Regions from separate parts of the Homo sapiens genome. Here region 2 is linked to region 1. Evidence: read pairs that join two places in POLR2A ChIA-PET (ENCODE). Cell type or tissue: Caco-2. All regions are shown on one strand. Each heading gives the region's core, and the rest is flanking DNA. Links, peaks and the distances in the headings are about the cores only.

Evidence for each region. Peaks named below come from ENCODE experiments on the same cell type or tissue, not always from the same donor. Only the 100,000 strongest peaks of a DNase experiment are listed, where the experiment ranks them.
Region 2: POLR2A ChIA-PET joins it to region 1 with 6 read pairs; 2 of 35 experiments call an interaction of 5 or more read pairs at or near these places.

The regions. Positions count from the first base shown.
Region 1 is chr7:90,764,712-90,770,095 of GRCh38, reverse strand. All of the region lies in intron 4 of CDK14 (cyclin dependent kinase 14), which reads right to left. Among named protein-coding and RNA genes, the nearest start is that of CDK14, 170 kb to the right of the region's middle. RefSeq lists enhancers at 2,613-3,112, 3,113-3,614, 4,815-5,384. In Caco-2, for the core only: no CTCF peak of the experiment used is centred there; DNase peaks (open chromatin) are centred at 2,845 and 3,135.
Region 2 is chr7:90,675,931-90,681,314 of GRCh38, reverse strand. All of the region lies in intron 2 of CDK14 (cyclin dependent kinase 14), which reads right to left. Among named protein-coding and RNA genes, the nearest start is that of CDK14, 82 kb to the right of the region's middle. In Caco-2, for the core only: no CTCF peak of the experiment used is centred there; no DNase peak of the experiment used is centred there.

The DNA of each region.
Region 1 (5,384 bases), core at 111-5,110:
AAGTAAGGCCAACTGGCAAGGTCTTAACCAAGAAGCGATTCAGTAATGTTAAACCTCAGCTACCAAATCTAGCATCTAATAAAAAAATCTAATTTCCTTTTACGTGAGAAAAAAGAATTTGGCCACTTTGAGGAAAATTCATGTTTATATGGCTTTTCCTTGGATAGATGCCTTTCACACAAGTTGGCTTCAATAAACACTTCAGAAGTGAATGAAGTCCAACTATCTCAAATGAGGACTAAAACAGCAAACAACTACAAAGGACAGATTACATCAGCTTTCTCTGTTCATAGGACCATTCATAAAATAAGTAAGCAATCACCTAAGTCAGCCAGGCGCAGAGGATCATGCCTGTAATCCCAGCACTTTGGGAGGCCAAGGTGGATGGATCGCCTGAGGTCAGGAGTCCAAGACCAGCCTGGCCAACATAGCAAAACCCCGTCTCTACTAAAAATACAAAAATTAGCTAGGTGTGGTGGCACATGCCTGTAATTCCAGCTACTCGGGAGGCTGAGGCAGGAGAATCGCTTAAACCCAGGAGGCGGAGGTTGCAGTGAGCTGAGATGGTGCCAATGTATTCCAGCCTGCGTGACAGAATGAGGGCTCAGTCAAAAAAAAAAAGAAAGAAAAGAGAAAGAAATCACAGAAGTCAGCTTTCCTAAATGTTTCTCCTTTGTGTGTGTGTCAATCCTTACAGTCACTAATAAAAAGCATTCTGATATGCTTTTCACTTAAGTTGAAAATGAGTGTTAGAAGAATAAACTACCTAGCTTCAGGGGCAACATATACTCAAAAGCAGTTAGATATGTGCTCAGTTTTCACCCAAAATGAGCAATGAATACAATTGGCATGACTCTTCTCCAACTGAAACAGATGGGAAATCAGTAGTCATCCTTCCATAATAGCACCTTAGATACAAATGCTAGCCCAGAAAATAAATAGGACTTTGGCTTGTATAATATATTAGCTTATAAAAAGAAGTGTTTTAAGAGTAGCATATCTGTAAATTAGGTAAATTGAATATAAATGTCTAAATTTTTGTATGTAAAATATCTGCAAACAAAGGTTTTAATCACTGATTAGTAACTGTCTACCATTTGCCTCTTAACATTAACTCTTTTGTTCAAAAAAGCCTGGAATGTAGCTATATAAAAATTACTATCAAAAATCGACACTATAAAAGTAATGTCCTGTGTCCATGGTAGATAAGCAACTTAGTCTGCTTATAATACATAGGATTACCTTTCATTTTATCTTTGTTTTCAAATACACAAATTTTTAAAGGAAACATATCATTTATTGTCTTCGTTTTACCATGATTTTAAAAATCCAGACCACTAATTAGTCAGCTGAACTCACAGATTTTGAATCTAAGTGAGAGAACACAATTGCTTAGTTGTCAAATATGCATCCAATCGGTATACTATAAAAATCACCAATTTTGAGTGACTAAAAAGAAAATACAAATTATATCGGATATTCGAAAAAAGAGGACAATTCACTCATTTCAGATAATGGAATGGCTCCAACTCTGAAGTACAGTAAGAAAGTGGCAGATGAGAAACTGAGACGCCCAACTTTTCAGTGCAGCTGTTACCAATGACATACGTAAACACAGGGCCATCATTCATCCTGCCAACTCTGCTTTCTCCAACTTTCAAAAATAATCGCTGCTACCTCTCTGAACTTTCTTTGTAATATACACACACCCACACTCACACACATGTGCACAAATATATATAAATCCAGGAAAAGTTTTTGAAAAGTAGAAAGAGAAACATAACTATACATGCTGATCATTAAGTGTCTCCTAATATTATCTCTAAATAGAGATCTGGCTGCGCCAGCTACAATAATTACATTTACAACTATAAACATCCTCTACAAAACCACGTTTATTGGATGAAATAACCTTAAATACAGTGGTTCTCTCCAGGTCTTACTAATTAAACGAGCCCTTTTTTAACAGAGGGTCAATGGTAAGTTAGTCTAGGTCACATCAATCATCACAACAGTGATTAGCAATTTAAGAAAGTTGTATCTGACAGTTTATGTGAATAAATACGTGTAAACAATATAAATATACCTACGTAGATATGAATGTACAAGGAAGTGACTAAAAACATGAGAACAAAGATAATGAAAAATTGGCAAGAGTTTCAAAGGACACAACAGGTTGAGAGAATCAATGTCTCCCCAACTCAATTTTGAAAACTTAACTACATTCACAGCAAGAGCTGGGGATATACCTCAGGTGGAGGCTCAAGAGGGCTCAGATTCTGATTTACTCAAAAACGTATTAGAAAAAATTTTATTTTTTCAGGTATAGTTCTTACTATAATATTAGTTCCTATGTTATTTGTGAGAAGAATAAAAGGGTTGAAAGGTGCTGGCGAGTCAGGAGTTATGTTTGTCATATGCTTATATGGCAATGAATAAAAAGGTAGTAAGAGAAATGGAGCCCATCAAATCTTGGGCTGAAGTCCACATGAGAAGGCAGCAAAGGAATAGAAAACCTTGTCCAAAATAAATCTATCTGATAGAAAGGGAAGGTGAGCAGTGAGCGCTCTATTTCATGCAGGCACCTACTATACCAAAACTCACAAATCACTTAGGTGAAACAAGGGGGGAAAATAGCTATGATTTCACTGTGGAATTGACTAGAACAGTGGAGAATATTAATAATAAATGACTAGAGAGAAAAAACAGCATGGATACAGAGGGAAAATAAGAGAATTATGCAAGAAATTGGCTATGTACCCTACAGTTAATTATTAACAAGGAAGGTATAAGGTACATGGATGTGCTTTGGTCAAGAAATAGGCCAAGGCAGACATCCAGGCCTGCATGACTCAGTGAGTTTAGGATGCAGGCACATACTCCACTTGTTAAATAACCTGTTTGTGTAAGTTCATACTTGGCTGTAAGCCATTATTTATTGTCTGTTAAAGGTATAATTGCCCTGCTGACACTGTGCATGGGGGGCTTGGTTTAGCATGGGTCAGTATGGCATGGCATGGCTTGGCTATTGCACCTAGAGAAAAAGAGAGTACCGGAGTTGTCCATCTTGCAGATGGACAGAGGGGAGCCAGGGTACTACATGGCTCGACATGGCTCACACTCATGCCCAGAGGGAAGGAGTTAAGCTGCTGACACTGCAGGCAAGGGAGAGCTGGCCGTGCAGCTGTGTGTGGGAGCAGCCAGAGCGGCAGAGCTGGCTGCTGAGAGGAGCTGTGGAGCCGGAGCAGACAACCAAGATAAAGGCGGACAGTGTGAGAGAGCTGTTGATGAGAGAGCTGCTGAATAAAACCATATTCCCCTGCCTATGGCCCCCCGAGTGTTCTTTCAGCTATCTGCCCATCTACCCACTCCCCTCGGACCTCGGCTGGGGCTCAAACCTGACCCTGGACCTTACAATTGGCATAGTCATGGCATGACAGAAGGGTAGGGTAAGAATAGATTTCAAGAAAGCAGATTTTGAAGTTTTACAAAAAATGGTAAAAGTTAAGAACTCAGCTCTGGAGTTGGACTAACTGGATCTGAATTCTGGCCCTGGAACTTAGCTGTGTGATTGTAGGCAAATTACTCAAACTTTATGGGTCTCAGTTTCTTCACCCGTAAAATAAGGGAAATTGTATTATCTCAAATCTCTTCTAGGATTGTTATAAGAAACGAAAAAGAAGTAGCTGATATTCATTGAACATTTATGTGAGACAATGTTCTAAACACTAAATGTATTTGCTTACATACATTCTTCACAGCTGTATGAAATCAATTCTATTATTAACCCTGTTTTCACAGGTGAAAAAAATGGAGTGTTCAATAAATAGTAGCTTTATTTCATAACTCTAAATTACAAAGAGAGAAGTGGTATCAAGGAAGAAAATTCACAAAAAAAGAGATGTCATTAAAAAAAATCACAACTAGTATCAATGAAGAAAATGGAGCAAAGAAGAAAAACAAATGTGCTACACAGAGAGTTCCATGATGTACCTGAATTTCAAAAGAACATGAATAAAAATAAAAGATATTTAAGAAGGATAATTTTCTTATACGTCTAGATCCTAAATGAGATGAAGCCGACAATAAAAAGAGCTATTTCATATCTACACATTATTAGAAAAAGAAACAGGAAGACCAATTACATGGAGCATATGAAATAAAGTTCAAGTGACAGAGAAAATAGAGCTCCTCAGATTTCTCCATCAAGAATATACTTCAAGTGTTTCCTTAATAACTTTTTCTCTTTCTACTGACTCCTTTGTCATAGTCTATATACATACTCGATTATTCCCCATTTAGTTTAAAACTGAAACAACACAAAACACTTCTCCCCTTTCTTCTAGTTCTCTTTTCTTTCCCTGCCTCACTGCTAAAAAGAGTAGCTTATATGTATTTTACCCTACATTTTTTCATCCCCCATTCTCTCTTCAACACAAAATAATTAGTATCCATCCCCACCAGTCCCTTAACATTCTTAAAAAAAAAAAAAACCTTCCTAGTTGTAAAATGTAATAAATTACTTTCAGGATTCATTGATTTGACTTTTCTGAATATCTGACATCATCGTCCATGCTCTTTGAAACTCTCTTTCTTCCTTGGTACTTTGCTGGTTTTCTCGCCACCTCTCTAGACAATCTCTCCTCTGTTCTTCACTTCTCTCTTTGCCCAGCTCTAAATATTGGTGGTCTGTTATTTCATCCCTTCTGTTTCACTGAGATGATACACATTCTTTTAATTTAATAATCCTTTATGCTCTGCTTTGGGCACAGTTCCAGGTGCCCTCAACTCTCCAGCACTTAGCCATGAAACTTTCTCAAGAACAAGTAGTAAAAAAAAAATAACTTTTTTTAATAAAAAAGTCACTGTTTAACCTAGACCATTGCTTTCTCATTAGGAATCTGGCTTCCTTTGGGACTCCCAGTAGGCCTCATTTGTAACACTACTTGTTTGGTTTCTCAATATCTCAATTTCCCTCTTCTTTCTCCTAAGAGGTTTGATGAGACATACAACAAAAGCCCTTGGTTCCTCTCTTGCTTCCCCAGGGGCTTGTCTTTCAATACCTATGCTGACTGCTAAGCTGCATGAGAATTCACTCTCCTGTCTCACCCATCAGGCCAATTAGGAATGACTTCTACCTTATTCTCTGTTGGGTTACAACAGGTCTTTCAACTATTAACCAAAGTGCCTGATGTTTACAATTTTCCCTCAGCTCAGACAATGCTTGCAGATCTCTAGGATCATTAAGTCCCTGAAAACAGAGATAGTTAAAAACACAGCAATCCCAAAGAGACCCTTCTGAACTAGAGACAGATATCTTTTAAAAATTCAAAGAATTTGTTTATACAGGCAAATGTTATGTCTGTTTCCTCAGAACTCTAGAA
Region 2 (5,384 bases), core at 283-5,282, 89 kb after region 1:
CAAAAGTACACAGGGATTAAAGTGACATTTGATCAAGTTTACAGGCAACCTCAGTTAAGAGCCTCCCTGTTTTCCAATAGACCAACAATACGGGAAAGCAAAAACATCTGGTGCCAGGCGATATATAATAGTTTGAAACGTGTGTACCAAGTAGTTAAGTCTAAATTAAAGTATTTCATAAAAAACAGAAATATGCACATCAAAAGGGAATAACAGAACATAAGAGGAGAATTAAAACTCTGGCCTTGATGCACTCTTGTAAAATAAATCAAACTATCCATATTTTCAAATACATATAAACTCCACAATGTACTATCTGTCTCTTTACAGAATCCATTAAAAAATACTTTAATTTTCCAACAGAGTTTTTGGAAAATGTGTACATAGCCATGTTCTAAAGTACATCCACGTATGGCCAAAATCTTGTTTGCCCTACAAGTTTCAAACCATTAAAAGTGAGTTCTTTCATTTTCTAATTTGTGATCACAATGTTGTTTCCATTAGGAAGAAACAGGTCAATAAAATAATAATAGCTGGAGCTAACTTTTATGCACTGCCACTTCTTTTCCACTTTAAAAGACTCAAAGGAACAAAAGCGCCCAAACACTCCCGCAGCTGATCTGAATCGCTACATATTATGCATATCTGATATGTGATGACAACGAGACATGCAACTCTATTCACTGCCTTAAGTTATGAAGAGCCTGCAGAGGGAATCTGATTAATTCACCCAATAGATTTTTCCAACACAGTGTCTTTTAGAGCAAGACAAATAGAAACTCATTCTATCTGACCTGAGGGTCTCATCTGGCTTCTTTTACATCATGACTTTAAATTTATTATTCATGCTATATTTTATTTCTCCAATCAATGAAAAACTGGTGCTCTTCTATTCAAATTGTGTTATGAATGCAAAAATTTAATTATACCAAATAATATTTGAAGACCCAATATAACATTAAACTAAACTGAGTAACTTTAAATCAGATACTAGAAGCTATGTCTAATGATACAACCAAATTTAAATTCATCTCAAAGAGGTTGTCAATAAGTCCGAGGCAGATATAAACTGATGTCCTTCTAATATCATTAGCTGAGCTAATATTTCACAATATAAAGAAACTCAGATCCTCCAAAACACTCCTATCTTACTGCAGACATGTCTTATTTAGTCCTCAAACTACCATAAAGGTTTTACAGGGATATACATACAAACGAAAAATATATATAAACTAAACATATATATAAACAAAAATTCTATTTATATATAAACAAAAACAGAATACTATTATAACCGCCTTATACTTGATTACACATAGTAATTTTTAATTACATCTAAAGCACCAGGAGAAAGATAATGAAGACAATAGTCTCCGAGAGCCACAACACATTTTTGAGTTGGAGACATTCATCCTCCATGCTCTGAGACAGTTTCTTCAATAGCCTATGCTGACTATAAATCTATATAGCAAAAGATCATTTTTAAAAATTCATTCTTAAAAATGACAGATTCAATGACTTATACAAGAAATCATACAGCATAGCTGTACTATGCCAGCAAAAATTGATTGATTTGCTAAGAAAGTAAACTACTTTTGATTCAATAAAACTACTGGAGTCACTAAGAGCACTTCCAGCATATTCACAATTTGCAGAATATTTTAAGAGGTTAAAAAAATTATAGCAGTAGGCTCTCCATTTCTCTGTACTATTACTTGTAAGTCTCTTTTAAAATAAACTGCTTTGGGGACTGGTGCATCTAGAGGTTCTTGGAAGGAATATATGATAGACAACTTGACAAAATATACATTTATTTGGTGAGGGATAATTTTCATTACAGGTTATTAAAGAGACAGTATATTACCTACACTAGTAAGTCATTAATATTATTATCAAACACACATAGAAATACTTCAGGTAAATTATTTAAAAACTTAAATAAGCTTTAAAGTATTTGTTTGTATATGCAACTCAGATTATTTTGTTAATTCAAGTTGCAATCAGTTAATACAGTTTAAGCCAATCACACAATATTATCTCTGAGCTAGATTTAAGAACTGTTCCTGCTGGGTAGAGTAGCTAACATCTGTAATCCTAGCATTTGAGAGGCAGATGCAGGAGGATTACTTGAGCCCAGGAATTTGATACCAGCGTGGGCAACATACCAAGACCTCATCTCTACAAAAAGTGTTTAAAAATTAGCCGGGCATGGTGGCGTGTGCCTGTAGTCCCAGCTACTTGGGGGGCTGAGGTGGGAGGATTGCTTGAGCCTGGGAGACTGAGGCTGAAGTGAGACTTGTTTGCACTACTACACTCCAGCCTAGGCAACAGAGTGAGACCCTGTCTCAAAATGAAAATAAAACAAAACAAAATTGTTTCCAACTCTCTTTGCAACTCTTCCTGATACGATTCCTTTGTAGGCTACTGATTTAAGGTGGATAATTATTCTCTTGTTCTTCTTATCTCAAATACAGAAGTATGTGATCACCTTCTTAAGGAACTTTTTATGTCATGATTTGCATCCCCAGGACCTAGCAAATAATAGCTAGTGCTGATGAATGAATGAATGAACAATGAACCAATTATGATTTCTGAGTTTATATGGTGATTACCCTACACTCTGCTCTTGTGCAATCCTTCTTCATTAAATCCTCTATTTTAAAAAAAAAATGAAAAGGTTATGCACCGAGGCTTCTCACAACATACCGGAATAACAAGTTACCCTTAACCTGAAGAGGCTAAAAAATGGCACATTTAAAGGAGGAATTCATCACACCTTTCAGTTCATTTCAATAAACACTGATGATATAAAATGAATAAGCACAGACATCACCCTCAGGACATCCACAGTCTAGTGGAAGAGACGAACACAAACAAATCATAATACAGGTGGTAATTTTTTCCTGTTTCTTCTCCTCTAAAGCTTTGGGTCAGGTTTATTCTCTCATGTGCCAGCTGATGTGACTGGGAAAGGTCTCAGCGACCAAACACTTTGCCTTCACCCCAAGCATCAGCCAAGGGGGCCAGATAAAGCACTTCCACTCTCTCCTCCTCTGCTGTTCCCTCTGCTTAGTCTTGGAGAACCCACCAACCGCCCATCCTCCAACGCTGTGGCTTCATTTGAAATTCTGAGCATAAGCGGGCTTCCCTTAAAGCCCCTATGTTATATGCCTCTTACAGTACTGTTCCTCAACAAAGGCTGTGGCTTTGCTCCACTTGATTCTTACAATCAGCTAATAACCAAGACCAGTTCTGCTCCTAATCATTCAAACTAAACAAATGTTTACACTCATCGCTGAGTCGCAGTCTCTCTGGCCCAAATGTTGACTCTGCCGAAGAGGCAACTCAGTGGCCCAGCTCCTGTCAGCCACACAGCTGGCACCACTGGGCATCATCCTAACCCATTCCTGACAGCCTAAAGAAACGACATGCCCTAGAGCAGGGCACTAAGGCATCAATCACAGAGACCTGACAATTGTAACACTTGCTCCCATTTCCCCTTTCCATTAAACAAAGGGATAAGATTCGTAAATGTCACTAAAATGGAAAAAATCAAGTCATTTTAGACACCAAAACATCAACTTCAGAGAAGAGAGGCTTAATTATAAATGCATCGGGCACAGCTGGTAGGCTTTCCTCCTCCTATTCACAAGGGGAAAAAAAAAACAGCTTCCAGGAAAACATATTATGTATTCTTCTCCATCACCTCCAAAAGGCAAAGTGATTTGGTGTTTTCTTCCTTTAGTGAATACACAAAAGAGGCCTCAGTAAAATCACTATCAGGTTAGATTTTAAGAACACAACTGAAACCAAGATTTTACAAACATCTCTCTATTTTCTTAAAATAAGCCGATTAACAGCCTGCAACACAATAAGAAAGTGAGAAAATTACTACAAGACTTTGGCAGCATAACTTTAAGGCACCTTTGTTTGGAAAAAGTGAAAATTAGTATGAAACTATTACAAGTAGCTCAAGTTTCACAGTAAGTTTTACAGGAACCAATAAATTTAGGAGGGAATTGGTAGGTAGGTGAATGTCAGAAAATTGTATTTCAGGATTTATCACTCTGATTGCTTAAACAAGACTACGAACCATGGAACTTACCAGTCTATATAGTATAATACTCTGTTAGTGGGTATTTGTCTAAGCACTTGTAATGACAAGTCGATCCAGGGAAGTCTTTTGTTATTTGCTTCCAAAATAAACAGTGATGTATCAAATTTTGAAGAACATCCTAAAATATCTGCTAAGATTTCAAAATGGTCTATGTCAAAGTTAAATATAACAGACATGGTAAACTTGCATACATCATTACTTCCCTTCATTCTTCAAGCTATCAGAAACTCCAAACACATAAAAAAAAAAAACTTGATATACAACTGAATAAACATGTAGAAAGTACAGCAAGGCTAGTTTCTTTGGCTTTAGCTGTTGCCCTGCTCTTTCTTCTCTGAAGAGCCTTGAAACATCTGGGACTGAGCCGGCTATAGTGGCTCATGCCTGTAATCCCAGCATTTTGGGAGGCCAAGGCAGGAAGACCCCTTGAGCCCAGGAGTCTGAGATGAGCCTGGGCAACATAGTGAGACCCCATCTTTACCAAAAAAACGAGCAAAACTAACCAAGTGTGGTAGTATCCACCTATAATCCCAGCTACTCCCAAGGCTGAGGTGGGAGGATCGCTTGAACCCAAAAGGTTGGGGCTGCAGTGAGCCGAGATCACGCCACTGCACTCCAGCCTGGGTGACAGAGTGAGACCCTGGCTCAAAAAAAAAAAAAAAAAAAAAAATGAAACATCTAAGACTGGTCCTGGAGTTGCAGATGCCAACCATGACCCACCTCCTACTACCCTCTCCTCCCTCACTCCACCCAACCTCTCCCCAGCAACTTCCTCCTATAAGTGCACCAGGGTCTTTGCATTTGCTATTCCTTCTGCCAGGTACACTCTTCCCTTGACACCCTTACAGCTCCCTCACAGCCTTCCGGCCATTTTCCAAAGTGAGTTTCTCAGGGACGCCCTTCCTGACAACTCCATGAAGAATGTAAAGCCTCCCTCAATACCTCCTATCTCCTTTTCCTGCTTTAATGTGTTCTCCTTAGCAACTATTACTATGTAACATACTATTTAGACTAAACATTTTGCTTACTGTCTCCACTAAAATGCAACCTCTATGATTGTGAAAGCAGGGATTTGTGTCTGATTTGCTCATTACTGCATTTTCACTGCTTAAGAGATTACAGGCATATAGTATGTGCTCAATAAATATTTACTGAACAAATGAATGAATCTACATAATGATTATTCTTAGGATGGTCTCCCGACTGCCTTCTTGATGAACTGTAGTTTGCTAACTCCACCTTGAAGGCTCTTTGCCATCCCCTCCTC